Linked DNA regions of Homo sapiens: region 2 is linked to region 1. Evidence: chromatin loops called from intact Hi-C (ENCODE). Cell type or tissue: K562. All regions are shown on one strand.

The links. Peaks named below come from ENCODE experiments on the same cell type or tissue, not always from the same donor. Only the 100,000 strongest peaks of a DNase experiment are listed, where the experiment ranks them.
Region 2: it touches region 1 in a loop (7-fold over the local background); 3 of 110 quality-filtered maps call a loop at or near these places.

The regions. Positions count from the first base shown.
Region 1 is chrX:110,341,999-110,349,998 of GRCh38, reverse strand. It overlaps GNG5B (G protein subunit gamma 5B), which reads left to right and starts at 3,026. Exons shown (of 1, transcript NM_001396022.1): 1 at 3,026-3,545. The coding sequence starts at 3,090. The coding sequence ends at 3,296. It also overlaps a transcript of AMMECR1 not described here. In K562, a CTCF peak has its summit at 3,142; no DNase peak of the experiment used is centred here.
Region 2 is chrX:110,157,524-110,165,523 of GRCh38, reverse strand. All of the region lies in intron 5 of TMEM164 (transmembrane protein 164), which reads right to left. Among named protein-coding and RNA genes, the nearest start is that of SNORD96B, 64 kb to the left of the region's middle. RefSeq lists an enhancer at 4,396-4,929. In K562, a CTCF peak has its summit at 4,854 (motif pointing left); DNase peaks (open chromatin) are centred at 4,893, 6,073 and 7,873.

The DNA.
Region 1 (8,000 bases):
GATTAAGTCTGTGTTCTACCGGTATACGTCATCTTTTCCTTAATCTCCTTGATGGGAGAATGCGAAATGGGAGACACATACAGGACTTTCTTATACATGATCCCTAGAGATGCAGTGGCATGTATGATAAGACTGCCTGGGTTCATTCAAATCCTTGCTCTGCCTCTTACACATTTGACAAGTAATGTGTATGTATCTCAGTTTCCTCATTTTGAAAAATTAAGATGATAAAACTATAATGATAATAATACCTAACTCAGAATTGTTGTGAGGAATAAATGAATTATTATATACAAAAAGTACTAAGAACAGTATAAAAATACTAAAAACAGTCCCTGACACCATCGTAAACTCCATTTATGTACTTCCAATTAGGCTATGTTGTTCAGTAATAACAACACAGGTTTAAGAGCCAGATAAATCCAGGTTGAAATTCCTGCCCAACTGCTTTTACCAGCTGAATTTGGTATAAAAACACAAATGAACTGAACTTTGTTTGCCTCAAAATTCATACGTTGAGGCCCTAATCTCCAATGTGGTAGTATTTGGAGGTCAGACCTTTGAGAGGGCAACTGGGGTTAGGAGGTAATGGGGTTTGCCATGTGAGGAAACCAGGAAGAAGGCCTGCACCACACTGAGCACATTGGCACCCTAATCTCAATCTTGGACTTCTCAGTCTCCAAAACTGTGAGAAATAAATGTTTGTTGTTTAAGCCACTCAATCTGGGGTATTCTTGATATAGCAGCCTCAACAGGCTAAGAGACCAGCTATGTGGCCTCTGACGAATTAATCTCTCTGAGATTTAGTTTTTTCATACCTAATCGGGTACAGAACCTACTTTTCAAGGTTATTATAAGGCATGCATTAGATAATTCCTGTGAAATATCTAACTCAAGATAATTGTTGGACAAATGGCAACTATTATTGTTGTTACTTTATTTTTATTTTCTTCTTTTAAGGCCAATGAGATCTTATCACTGAATTTCTTTTGCTCATTTAACAGTTCAGGCCTGGGGATGATAACAGCAAATGGCATAAGGGGCTTTTAGTTTTTTAAAAGTAATATATACTTGTGAAAAATTCAAATTTTACAAAAAGTGAAAAGTAAAAACCTGTTTTCATATGCATTTCCCTGCCCATTTTACTTCCCCTTTCTTAGGGTTAGCAACAAGGAAAAGAATTTGACTTATATCCATCCAGACCTTTTTCTATGCATATACATAAATGTGAATTATACATAAGAACACATACACATACATATATATTTCTACATAAATTATACCATATTATATATTGTTTTGTGATTTTCTAATTTTACTCGACAGTATATTTTTGATATCTTTCCATTTGAATAAAAATCTACCTCATTCTTCTTAATAGCAATACAATAACCCAAGAGATGGAAGTATCACTGGTTTACTTTTTAAAAATCTTTAATAATTGCTCTCAAGATAATATCATAAGTCTCTAGTTGCAGTGTGCTTTTTCTCTCAAAGCCTGTGTTTAACAATGTAGTATGTAAATGTGTAGTTTAAAGCAAATTCATAGTTTGCATGGATCGTGAGTGTTTTGTTGAATTCTAGGTTATAGGGACAGAATGGAAAGCTAAGTACTTAGTCAAAAAGAGACTTCTTTAGATAGGTCAGAAGGAAAAACAAGTCATCTAAATTATTACCAGCTTTTAAATAATTTTTCCTGGTGGGTTCTAGTGTTGAAAGAATAAATGAAAAAGAAGACTGAAGTCGAAATCAGTAAGTTCAACAAAAGCCTTGAAAAGCTTATTAAATACAAAGTAACTGTTGATCTGGTGGAAAAAGAGCACTGAAGTTACTACAATAATTAATCTTTTGTACTGAGAAGTTGCTATAATAATAATTCTTTTGGATGAGAAATGGGCCAAAATAATTGAGAAATGCCAAAAAAAGGTAACCATGTAGTCAGATGATTACGTTTACATACATAAATTCACAAAAGAGAAATTAAAATTAATGCTTCCAGAATAAGCAAAATACATTGTGTCAATTTCCAACAGGTCCAAACTGTCTGTGTGCTACTAATGGAAGTGTCAGAATTCTGGGCAAGTATTCACAAAGATCAGAAGTGTCATAACACTGAAGCCATGTGATTATAAGAGAAGAAAATCTGTATAGATGGAATCATGTGTATAGATGGAAATGTCACTCACTGTAATATCTGAGCAGGAGGTTGTAATCAAAGCACTTAGCAATTAGAAAGTACAGGGCCCTAACTCCCACAGAATTTTTGTTACAAGCAGCTCTGACAGCACACAGAACTGTTGTAAGATACTTTGTGAGAAAGCTTTGTCAGTGGTAATGCCTGCTTTAATAACATCTGGAAACAGCTGTTTTTCTCCAAAAGACAGCAATATGTCTAAGCCTGCCAAATACAGATAATAAGGTGCTTACCTATCATTAACAAAATTATGCTTTCCTTATTGACAGAAAAGATCTGTTCACATTGTGAGAAGAATACATTACAGAATTAGCGAAGAACTAACAATTGAAAAGCATCACACAGATGGCTGCCAAGATGGGCTGCTTCCCAGCCCAAAATCTGCAACCCTCTAAGGTGGCTACAATTATCCTGAGGTTCACCATGAGTTTTTTTGAAAATATCTCAAAACAAAATTATACATGAGGCACTTTAATTAAAAATATATATGCCATACAGCATTTCGAAGAAAGGGGAAAGATGGCATGAAAGCAAGCTAACAATAGCAGGGCATTATAAACTTCCACAAGGTTGGGAGCCAACAATAGTAAGATTCAGTGGCAGTTTTTATGAATTCAGAGCATTGTGCCAAGGCACATTGTCAAAATGTCTGAAAATTTATTTTAATGTCAGCAACAAAATTATTCATTCATTGAAGAAATATTTACTGAGGGAATACTATATGTCAGGTACCAATACACACATTGCCTGCTATAAAGTTTGTATCATCAATGTATAGGAATGCTGGTATTCCTGAGCCCTTCTAATAGCATCTTAAAAATGATATTTAGCGGCCCCGCCGACCCACGGCCCACGACCCACCGACCCACGAATCGGCCCGGCCCCCGCGTTCACCATGTCTGGCTTCTCCAGCGTCGCCGCTACGAAGAAAGTGGTTCAACAGCTCCAGCTGGAGGCCGGGCTCAACAGCGTAAAAGTTTCCCAGGCAGCTGCAGACTTGAAACAATTCTGTCTGCAGAATGCTCAACATGACCCTCTGCTGACTGGAGTATCTTCAAGTACAAATCCCTTCAGACCCCAGAAAGTCTGTTCCTTTTTGTAGTACAATGAATCTTTCAAAGGTTTCCCAAACCACTTCTTATGATCCAGTGAATATTCAAGAGAGATACATTTGAAGCCTGTACAAAAGCTTATCCCTGTAACACATGTGCTGTAATATACAAAATTCTACTTTTGTCTGTCCTTAACATCTACCTCTGAATTTTTATGAATTTCTACTTCACAAGGGTAATTGTTTTATATACATTGGCAGCAGCATACAATAAAACTTAGTGTGCAAGTTTTAAAAAATGATATTTAGCAATATCATATTAGTGAAAACTAGTAACTTATTGTGGTTTATTATTTCTTTGAATACTAGTGATATTTGACACTTTTTCATATGTTTATTGATTATATGACCATTTGTAGTTCCTTTTTGAATAATCTACTCATAGCCTATGTCCACTTTTTTTTGACTCATCCATGTTTCTGTTTATATACAGGATAACAAATTCAGGAACAATGGGAAAGTAACATATAAAAATTTAATAGGAAATACAATAGAGATTATAAAACACTACCATTTGATTTTTTATGCAAATACTTCAATATTCCAATTTTTTCTCACTTGCTAAATAAAGCACACAACTTGAAATGCTAAATAATTGTGTTACTGTAAATCTTTTAAAGAATAAAATGTTGGTGAAAAACCAAAATTGCTTAGTAAGGTATGTATGACCTTGTTTATTATCTATCATAGACATCAAGATGATCATAGTTAATACCAACTTAAGCTTTACAGAATACTGTTTTAGGCCCAATATTGATATAATAAATGAAGGTATCAGAGAACCTTGTATTTATGGCATCAGGTTATAAAGATCTATTCAAAACCATTTTTGTCAAAATTTAAACTCTGGAACAAAAGTCAAATTGTTTCTAAATGAGACACAAAATAATTATTGCTAATAGTACAAATTTTGTCCTATGGGTAATACTATTGTATTTTTCTTTTTAAAAAAATTATTTCAATTTTTATTTTTGATTCAGGGAACACATGGGCAGGCTTGTTAGCTGGGTATACTGTGTGATGCTGAGGTTTGGGGTATGGATGATCCCGTCACCCAGGTAGTGAGCAGAGTACCCAGTAGGTAGTTTTACAGCTCTTGGTCCACACCCTCCCTCTGCAGTGTCTGTTGTTCCCATGTGTCCTCAGGTATTACTATTTTCAAGTTTTTTTCTTTTTATATATATATATATATTTTTTTTATTACACTTTAAGTTCTAGGGTACATGTGCACAACGTGCAGGTTTGTTACATATGTATACATGTGCCATGTTGGTGTGCTGCACCCATGAACTCATCATTTACATTAGGTATATCTCCTAATGCTATCCCTCTCCCCTCCCCCAACCCCACAACAGGCCCCGGTGTGTGATGTTCCCCTTCCTGTGTCCAAGTGTTCTCATTGTTCAATTCCCACCTATGAGTGAGAACATGCGGTGTTTGGTTTTTTGTCCTTGTGATAGTTTGCTGAGAATGATGGTTTCCAGCTTCATCCATGTGCCTACAAAGGACATAAACTCATCATTTTTTATGGCTGCATAGTATTCCATGGTGTATATGTGCCACATTTTCTTAATCCAGTCTATCATTGTTGGACATTTGTGTTGGTTCCAAGTCTTTGCTATTGTGAATAGTGCCACAATAAACATACATGTGCATGTGTCTTTATAGCAGCATGATTTATAATCCTTTGGATATATACCCAGTAATGGGATGGCTGGGTCAAATGGTATCTCTAGTTCTAGATCCCTGAGGAATTGCCACAGTGTCTTCCACAATGGCTGAACTAGTTTACAGTCCCACCAACAGTGTAAAAGCATTCCTATTTCTCCACATCCTCTCCAGCACCTGTTGTTTCCTGACTTTTTAATGATCGCCATTCTAACTGGTGTGAGATGGTATCTCATTGTGGTTTTGATTTGCATTTCTCTGATGGCCAGTGATGATGAGCATTTTTTCATGTGTCTGTTGGCTGCATAAATGTCTTCTTTTGAGAAGTGTCTGTTCATATCCTTTGCCCACTTTTTGATGGGGTTGTTTGTTTTTTTCTTGTGAATTTGTTTGAGTTCATTGTAGATTCTGGATATTAGCCCTTTGTCAGATGGGTGGATTGCAAAAATTTTCTCCCATTCCATAGGTTGCCTGTTCACTCTGATGGTAGTTTCTTTTGCTGTGCAGAAGCTCTTTAGTTTAATTAGATCCCATTTGTCAATTTTGGCTTTTGTTGCCATTGCTTTTGGTGTTTTAGTCATGAAGTCCTTGCCCACGCCTATGTCCTGAATGGTGTTGCCTAGGTTTTCTTCTAGGGTTTTTATGGTTTTAGGTCTAACATGTAAGTCTTTAATCCATCTTGAATTAATTTTTGTATAAGGTGTAAGGAAAGGATCCAATTTCAGCTTTCTACATATGGCTAGCCAGTTTTCCCAGCACCATTTGTTAAATACGGAATCCTTTCCCCATTTCTTGTTTTTGTCAGGTTTGTCAAAGACCAGATGGTTGTGGATGTGTGGTATTATTTCTGAGGGCTCTGTTGTGTTCCATTGGTCTGTATCTCTGTTTTGGTACCAGTACCATGCTGTTTTGGTTACTGTAGCCTTGTAGTATAGTTTGAAGTCAGGTAGCGTGATGCCTCCAGCTTTGTTCTTTTGGCTTAGGATTGATTTGGCAATGCGGGCTCTTTTTTGGTTCCATATGAACTTTAAAGTAGTTTTTTCCAATTCTGTGAAGAAAGTCATTGGTAGCTTGATGGGGATGGCATCGAATCTATAGATTACCTTGGGCAGTATGGCCATTTTCATGATATTGATTCTTCCTACCCATGAGCATGGAATGTTCTTCCATTTGTTTGTGTCCTCTTTTATTTCATTGAGCAGTGGTTTGTAGTTCTCCTTGAAGAGGTCCTTCACATCCCTTGTAAGTTGGATTCCTAGGTATTTTATTCTCTTTGAAGCAATTGTGAATGGGAGTTCACTCATGATTTGGCTTTCTGCTTGTCTGTTATTGGTGTGTAAGAATGCTTGTGATCTTTGCACATTGATTTTGTATCCTGAGACTTTCCTGAATTTGCTTATCAGCTTAAGGAGATTTGGGGCTGAGACAATGGGGTTTTCTAGATATACAGTCATGTCATCTGCAAACAGGGACAATTTGACTTCCTCTTTTCCTAATTGAATACCCTTTATTTCTTTCTCCTGCCTGATTGCCCTGGCCAGAACTTCCAACACTGTGTTGAATAGGAGTGGTGAGAGAGGGCATCCCTGTCTTGTGCCAGTTTTCAAAGGGAATGCTTCCAGTTTTTGCCCATTCAGTATTATATTGGCTGTGGGTTTGTCATAAATAGCTCTTATTATTTTGAGATACGTCCCATCCATACCTAATTTATTGAGAGTTTTTAGCATGACGGGCTGTTGAATTTTGTCGAAGGCCTTTTCTGCATCTATTGAGATAATCATGTGGTTTTTGTCTTTGGTTCTGTTTATATGCTGGATTACATTTATTGATTTGCGTATGTTGAACCATCCTTGCATCCCAGGGATGAAGCCCACTTGATCATGGTGGATAAGCTTTTTGATGTGGTGCTGGATTCAGTTTGCCAGTGTTTTATTGAGGATTTTTGCATCAGTGTTCATCAGGGATATTGGTCTAAAATTCTCTTTTTTTGTTGTGTCTCTGCCAGGCTTTGGTATCAGGATGATTCTGGCCTCATAAAACGAGTTAGAGAGGATTCCCTCATTTTCTATTGATTGGAATAGTTTCAGAAGGAATGGTACCAGCTCCTCCTTGTACCCCTGGTAGAATTCAGCTGTGAATCCTTCTGGTCCTGGACTTTTTTTGGTTGGTTCAAGTTTTTTTCTTTACATGAAACTACTGAAAGCAAAAGTATGTCATGCTTACAGGTTACTCTATGCATTTATCATTCTATTAATAAATGTCTTAAGTAATTAAGTAGTATATTAAGGCCATAAACCAAGTCATTATCTCATAGCAAAGGACTATTGTTATTCAATCATCTAGAAAATGCATTTTAGGCCAAGTGCAGTGGCTCATGCCTGTAATCCCAGCACTTTGGGAGGCCAAGGCAAGCAGATCATGAAGTCAGGAGTTTGAGACCATCCTGACCAACATGGTGAAACCCCGTCTCTACTAAAAATACAAAAATTAGCCAGGCGTGGTGGCGTGTGCCTGTAATCCCAGCTACTCAGGAGGCTGAGGCAGGAGAATCACTTGAACCCAGGAGGCGGAGGGTGCAGTGAGCTGAGATTGCGGCCACTGCACTCCAGCCTGGGTGACAGAGTGAGACTCTGTCTCAAAAAAAAAAGAATATTCATTTTAATGTATGCCCACTTTTTTAATGGTCTTTTAGTTATTGATTCTAAAAGGCTCTTTATACATTACTTTGTCATCTGTCTGACATTATTACCCCCAGTGGATGCCTGAAATGGCAAATAGTACTGTACCTTGTATACACTATGTTTTTTCCCATACATACATATCTATGATAAAGTTTAATTTATAAATTAGGCAATATAGAGATTAATAACAATAGAACAATTATAGCAATATACTTTAATAAAAGTTTTTTTTATTTACTAAATTGAGAATATTTAGCTTTTATTTTTTTTTCTGTTTTTTAAAAATGAGACAGGGTCTCACTCTGTCACCCAGGCTGGAACGCAGTGGCACGATCTCAGCTCACTG
Region 2 (8,000 bases), 180 kb after region 1:
AAAGATCCATGAGAAGTCAAGAATGAAGACAAAATTAAAGAGGCAATCGTAAAGCTAGGAGAGAGGTGTGCTGGAAGTCAAAAGAACATCAAGTTTCAAGAAGGAAAGGATCAATAATGTTAAGTGCTCTATTACTTGCACCAACCAATAAATAAGGTAGCCACTTGCCACATGTGGCTAATTACATTTAAATGAATTAAAATTAAGCAGAATTAAAACTTTGGTTCCTCAGTCACATCAGCCACATTTCATATACTCAGCAGTCACATGTGCCTGGTGGCCACCATATTGGACAGTGCAGAGATAGAGTATTCCCATCACCACAGAAAATTCCACTGGGAACACACTTCTCTATAGGGGTACAGTAAAGGCAAGCACTTCCACTGGGTTTGGCAACATGCCGATCACTAGTTAGTAATCTTTGCAATAGCCGTTTCAGGAAAGTAGCAATGCAAGAGCTGGATGAGGAAAGATGAAGAGTTCTCTATGTGTACAAGGTAAGGAAGGAAATTCCAGGAAAAGGGAACAGGATAGGCAACAATCACAGATAAATCATTAGCTCAATTCCTATGTTCTCAATCTCTTCTCTGAATGTTCCCTTCACCCTTTTGTTGTTACCCAACCTACCTCTCCTTGCCTGCTTCATCTGTGGCCCTCTAAAGTAGTGACTGATTTTTCTCCTTTGGCCCATGTAGGTAGAGTGAATAACTTCTTTCTTTTCATTGTAGTCCTAGACGAGTGGCCCTCCCTTCTCACTAAAATCCTACCACTACCATACTGTACCACCCGCTATCCTTCCCTTTCACAGTCATCTACAGACATATGGGTCATGGCCCTCATTCCTTTAGTACCTGGCTCACTACCACTCATCAGATTTCTTGTTAATTTCAACATGCATCTAGATGAACCTTCCAGCATCCTGGTCTGTCAGTTCCTCGGCCTCTTGTTCTCAATGACCCTGCTCTCTACCACATCTCAGCCACTCATTATCATGGTCGTGCCTGAGACCTTATAATTATGTATATCTGTAGCCCCTCCCTAATCTCCAAGTCAAGCATTCCCACTTCAACCACCACTTCTACCTTTCCAGCTCACTCCCGATAACCATGACCCCAATACTTCTTTGACCCCACTGGAATCTGTGATCCATTGGTCCTACCATCTTTTTACTGTCCCTCATGGCTCCCTTTTCTGTCCTTAAATTCCATGGCCCATGATTCTAATTATCCCTTGCATACGCCTTTGACTCCATTGTTCTTCTCATTATGGAATGATACTCAGCTGGAAAAAAAACCCAGCCCTGGTTGAATCCAAAGCTCCTCCTCTGCCTTGCTTGTCCCTCACAGCTGAATGTACTAGAGAAAAACAACAGCGCTGACTGTTCTCACTTCAAATTCGTGATCACAAACCTCAAGTGCATCTTTCATGTTGCCAGGCAATCATACTGTATTTCCCCAGTCCATTCACTCTGTCACGCTCCTAGGCCACAAATTAATATTTTCTCTCTTCTCGAATCTTTAATACTTCTATCCCATTTTCACTCTCAGATATTAACCTTGCTTCCCACTTCACAGAGGAAAAAAAGAATCAGACAAAAACTTCCATAAGCTTCCACAATCACATTTACCCATCTATCTGCATCAGTGCCCAGTATGGTCTTCCTTCACTCCCCTGCTCCCTGTCACCACAGATGAACTGCCCTGTGTCCTAGCCAAGGCCAGCATTTCCACTTGCATCCAGATTCCATCCCCTCTCCCCTACTCAACAGCATCACTCCAGTCACTGTTTCGTCATCTTATGTCAACAATTTCTTCCTCTCTACTGGATTAAGTCCATTAGTGTATAAACGGAAAGTACTTTAATAGCTCCCGTTCTAAAACCAACAAGTCAACACTTGACCTCACTTCCCCATCTGGCCACTACCTCACTCCTCTGCTCCCCTTTATAGCTAAATTCCTTGAAATAATTGTCTATGCCAGTGCTGTCCAATGTGGTAGTTACTAGTCACATGCAGCTGGTGGGCACTTGAAATGTGGTTAGTTTGAACTTGAGATGTGCTGTTATTATAAAATGTGCACTGGATTTCAAAGGAAATCCAGGAAAATATCCTGGTAATAATTTTTATATTGATTATATTGGAATGATAAAATACTGGATATACTGGGTTAAGTAAGATCTATTATTAAAATTAATGTCACCTGTTTCTCTTACCTGCTTTTAATGCGACTACTGGAACATTTGAAATTACATATGTGCCTCACATGTTTTTATTGGACAGCACTGGTATACTCCCTACCTAGAATTCCTCTCTCTTACTGTTCTCTCTTAAACTCACTCTTATCAGGCTTCCCTCCCTCCATCAAAACAGCTCCCATTAAGGTCACAAATGACTTTTTCATTGCTAAATCCAATGGCCAATTCTCAGGCCTCATCCTATGTGCCCTGAGGACAAAACAGGGTGAGGCTAGAGGCTGGGAAACCAGTTAGGTGGCTGTTGCAATAAACGAAGTCAGGGATGATCTGACCTGAACTAAAGTTGGAGTAGTGGAAATAAATTTGAGAAATGATCAGAAGGTCAAATTAATAGGATGTGGTCACTGATTGGATGGGGGCAGGGATAGGAATATAGACCAATGATTGGCTTTAGATTTTTGGCCTGGATAACAAATAGGTGATGGTATCACTGAAAAGGATGGGGAACATCAGAGAAGGTACAGGTTTGGGGATAGGGAAGAGAATGACAAGTTTGGTTCCTGACAACAATGTATTCCCATCTTTGGTACTCTTTAAATGAGATACCTCCATTTTTAGCCTTTGTAAGCTGTGGCTGCCTAAAAGATATCTCAGCATGGCACAACCCCAAGATGATCGTGAATATTTGATTCCCCATTCTTAGCCACTGAGTGTAGGCTCAAGTCAGGTTTCCCCTCATCCAGGCATTTGACCAAAAAAACCTATCCTCTATTCTGTTTACTGTACTTGGAAGTGGAGGATGTCCTGGGTTAAGTGTTCACAGGGAAGGTCCATCTTGTCAACCTCCCATCCTAAGAGGCTGGAGAGTCTACCCAGGCCATGCTTCACCCTGGAAGAGCCTAGTTGGGGCTGACTGGCCACCCAGCCTGTGGCTAAGGCAATTTAAAGACCCACCTTCATCCATGAGGATCAGAGAGGCAGCCCCCTGACAGTAGTACACAGGATGAGGGCCCTGAATTGGCAAAGAATCCAACAGGTGGACCTGACCTAGCAGAATATGCACTGAAGTCCAAGGACCCAGGTCCCAGCTTCTACTCTTACCTACTCTTACCAAGCTGCTGTGTGACCTTAGCTGTGTCTCTGCTGAGCTTTACGCAAGGGGGAGCCAACTCTTGGATCATCTGAGGCAACAAGGTTTCAACTCGTTCTGTATCAGAATCCGCTACAGCAGTGGCTTTCAAACTTGAGTGTGGGTCAAAATCAGAATCTCTAGGAGGGCTTCTTAAAATCCAGCTTGCTGGGCCCTACTTCAGAGTTTCTGATTAGAGTTTCTAGTAGATCTAGGGTGAGGCCTGGAATCTGGAATCTGAGAATTTTTATTAATAACAGGTTCCCTGGTTAGGCAGATACTACTATTCCAGGGACCACACTTTGAAAACAACTGTCCTAGGGAAGTTGTGGAAAATGCAGCTTCCTGGGCCCTGCCCCATAGAGTTGAATCCAGGAAGTCTGAGTGGGCCCTGGAATCTCCACTGTAGTAACAAGCGCTTCAGGATGATCCTGATGCTTGGGTCCTCCAACCATATAGGAGAAACACTGACTTAGAGGGAATCCTGGAGCTGGAAGATGAACCAAGAGACCTGGGAAAAGCTGCCAGTGAAGGGGACAGAGTCTGGCCAGGTGTGAGGAGCAGTGTCTCCTGGAAGGTGAGAAAATTAAGGCAGAAAACACTTGACTTAACCATTTGCTCCCACAAAGGACTCCTGAGCACCAATCACTTCTTCCTCAGCAGGGACAATCCAGTGGTCTTCAGAAACTCACCTACCCACCTGTTGCACAAGGCTCAGCCCTTCGCCAATCAGTCAAATCCCTCAGGTCCCCCCTCATCCACTAACCCTTTAGGAGCCTCAGGATTTACCAGAGTTCCTATACTTTCACCTGCCCTTACCTGACCAGTATAGTGGAGCAGGGAAGCCTCATGGAAGAGGGGAACTTCTCTAACATCCTAACACTAGCTAGATGGGAGGGGCAATGGGCTCAATGGTATGGAGGAGAAACAGGAAACTCAGCCTGGATACTGATGTCAGCATGACCTTGGGGCCAGTTTTTGAGCTGCCATTGGCCAAAGTACTTCCGCTTTAACTGGTCCCAGAAAGTAACTAGCACAGGAGGTCCAATCCTCATCCTCCAGAAGATGAGCTGAAAGCCCACTCAAGAGAGAGGTGGCCTGCCTAGAACAAACAACACTGAGGTTCTTAACCCCAGTTTCTTGAAATGTCCTCCAAAAACATCTGAATTGCCTGTATTTCAAAACAGCCTTCTCAGGCAGGCACGGTGGCTCACGCCTGTAATCCCAGCACTTCGGGATTCAAGGCCAGCCTTGGCAACACAGTGAAACCCCACCTCTCCTAAAATTACAACAATTAGCTGGGCATGGTGACGCATGCCTGTAATCCTAGCTATTCAGGAGGCTGAGGCATGAGAATCCCTTGAACCCAGGAGGTGGAGGTTGCAGTGAGCCAAGATCACACCACTACATTCCAGCCTGGGTGACGGAGCAAGACTCTGTCTCAAAACAAAAAAACAAAACAAAACAAAAAAACAACCTTATTACTGGGTGTCAAGCCTGAGGGTCACTGCTCAGCAATTCTGAAACAAGAGCTCCCTCTAGTGAAATAGAAAGGGATTTCCCAGCAGACTTGAAGCAGGCCCTCCACCCCACCCCCTGCACCCCAGCAGCCTGGGGAGACCAAAGGACTCCTTCTCAGAACAGTGTTTGAAATGCATAAAATAAAAGCCAAAGGAATTCAATTATATTAAAACACAGTTACCAAAATATTTTTAAAATTTTGTAATATACTAATTATGTTTCTTTATAAATACATTTAATCACAAGATCTAGCAGCAGGCCTAATAACTACCATCACTTTCAAAGCAGATGAGCATAAACACTATCCTGAGATGGCCGCTACTACTGAAATGTGATAGGAAGCCATCTGTGATTGCTACTGACAACAAAGACACAGGTAGGGCTAATACCACTGGTGCTTGTTGTCTGCGTTCATGTGCTACATTTCTGCTAGAGGTCAGTGAAAATAAAGATGTGACTTCCCCCCATTCAAGTGAATGAACCCCTTAAGATCCTATTTGTGAACCCCAGGTTAAGAACTGCTGCCGAAATGAAAACAAACACAACCAACCAATCGAAACACATCACAAGGATGAAGAGAGGGGAACTCCTGAGTTGTGTCACCAGCTGTAGGCAGGACCAAGCTGTGGGCCTAAAGCTGTGTGGGCACTTTCCTCCAACCACCTTGTGGCTGACTTCCTCCCAACCCATCCCACTAGAACCTCTGGAAGCCCACCACCACCACTGGCCTGGGGTGTTTATGATCAACCAATCTGTCTATACCTGCCACCTTTCCCCAGAATGTCCCTTTCACCTCCTCACCCTAAGGAACCCTGGCTGTCCACTGAGGGTGTGATTTCTTCCACTAACAGCTCTGAGAAGGCTGTTCTTTTTTAATCCTTCTATTCCTGCAGCAATTTTTTGTGGGGGAAGGGAAGTTGAAGATTCCTCTAGCCCTCCATTATTGCTTCTAGACGTTTACTCTTCCCTCGTTCTCTTTCAAGATTCAGTTCCTCCTCTTTGTCACTGTCACCTGTTGTTGGCCTCCAGGTCATTGAATTCACCTCAGATCAGTGTCACTTAGCTTACCACCTTCTTTTATACCTTTTCCTGATGGCATTCTGGGTGATTTTAACATCCATGCAGGCACCTCTTCCAATACCCTAACCTCGTGGCCTCCTGAACCTCCTCAACTCTACAGGTCTACTCCACCGCACTAACCACAACCTGCCTTCTGTCATCACTTTGAACTGCCCCGCCTCTGCTGGGATCATCTGACCACAACCTCCCGACAGTTCAGCTTTCATATCCTTATTCCTACTATGCGCATGCCCCTAGACCTCCTCGTGACCTGTGATCCCTTGATGCTCCTTACCTCCCTCCATAGAATTCCTCCTTGTTCCCCAGCTCTCTTCTAGCCTTTCTTCCACACCAGCTTGGACCCCATGGCCTCGAACTCTGACACCAGCACTCTCAACTCCCTGGTGGGAAGCAGAACTCTTCATCCCCCTCTCCCCACACTTCTATCTATCCCCTCACTAGATCATCCCCAAAGGGTGGCTTACTAAAGGTGAGAACCTAAAAAACTGCTCAAACCACATTTTATTAGATTAGTAGGCAGGGCCACAGTATATTGGCAAGCTGAAACCATACTAATAATAGCAAACAACTTATATACCACCATTACATGACAGGGACTGTTATAAGCACTTTATATATTAATACATTAAGTCATTTAATGCTAATTACAACCACATGAGGAAGTACTGTTATTATTTTTATTTTACAGATGAGAAAACTGAAGCTTGGAGAAGGTAAGGGAACTTGGCCAAAGTCACACAGCTAGTAAGGAGGAGAACCAGTATTTGAAACCAGGTAGTCTAGCTTTGTAATGGGCAGCATGTGTATTTCGTCGTGCACATCTCAGCAGAACCTGTCTCTCTGCATAGCCAGGCCTCTTCACTTTCCTCTCTAGCTTCTCAATGCCTTTGATAGGGTGGAAAGTATGGGGGGGCCTGTGCTACACATCTAGCCACATTATATTCTCTAGGTACAGAGTGGGAAGCTCACCTAGATGTTGAGAACAAAGCTGCAAGCTCTCGCCCAGCACTAAAGATACTGGATGCCTGCTCAGCTAATAATAAAGTGCTGCTCTGTCTCCCATTCTGCTATTGCTCCTTGGGTGACCTGTCCTTGGTCAGAAACCTGAAAGCAATACAGTGCGTTGCAGGATTACCAAAACTCTCCAGAACCCCTCAAACATCCCTCACTTTCTAGATTTTCAACAATACTGACCCTACTTACAAAGCCTCAACATTGGACGGATCCCTCCAGCCAGATGTCCTGCACCTCCACTTAGGCTGCTGAACCCCAAATGGGGTAACCGTACAAACCAGTGCCAGAAAAATCCACGGATTCTTCTTTCAGGAGGGCCCCACAGTGCCAGTCACCAACCTTCTAGAGCTATGTTGTCCAATAGCCACTAACCACATATGGCCATTTAAATTTCAATTCAGGTCAGGCAAAGTTGCTCTCACCTGTAATCCCAGCACTTTGGGAGGCTGAAGTGGGTGGATCATTTGAGGTCAGGAGTTTGAGACCAGCCTGGCCAACATGGTGAAACCCCATCTCTACTAAAAATATAAAAATTAGCCAAGCATGGTGGCATGTGCCTGTAGATCCAGCTACTCAGGAGGCTAAGGCAGGAGAATCGCTTAAACCCGGGAGGTCGAGGTTGCAGTGAGCCAAGATCTCGCCATTGCACTCCAGCCTGGACGGCAGGATGAGACTCCATCTCATCAATCAATCAATCAATCAATCAACCAACCAATCAATTTCAATTCAAATTAATTAACCTTAAAATCGAATGAGAAATCCAACTCTTCAGTCCCCCCAGGCACATTTCAACTGTTCAAAAGCCAAATGTAGCTAGTGGCTACCATGTGGAATAGAACAGATATAGGATATATTCATCATCACAGAGAATTCTATTGGACAGTGTTGAGAGAGTCTAGGCTTATCTCCTTCTTCCATTTCCCACAGCACTTATTTCTCTTGTCATTACCCTTCTCAATCCACCACCAAACCCCTGTCATTCTCAGCAGTTGTCATCAACTTGTAATTCATCCACTCCCCTTTCTCTCTGGTACCTTCAATGTTCCCTGGCTCTACTGGGCTT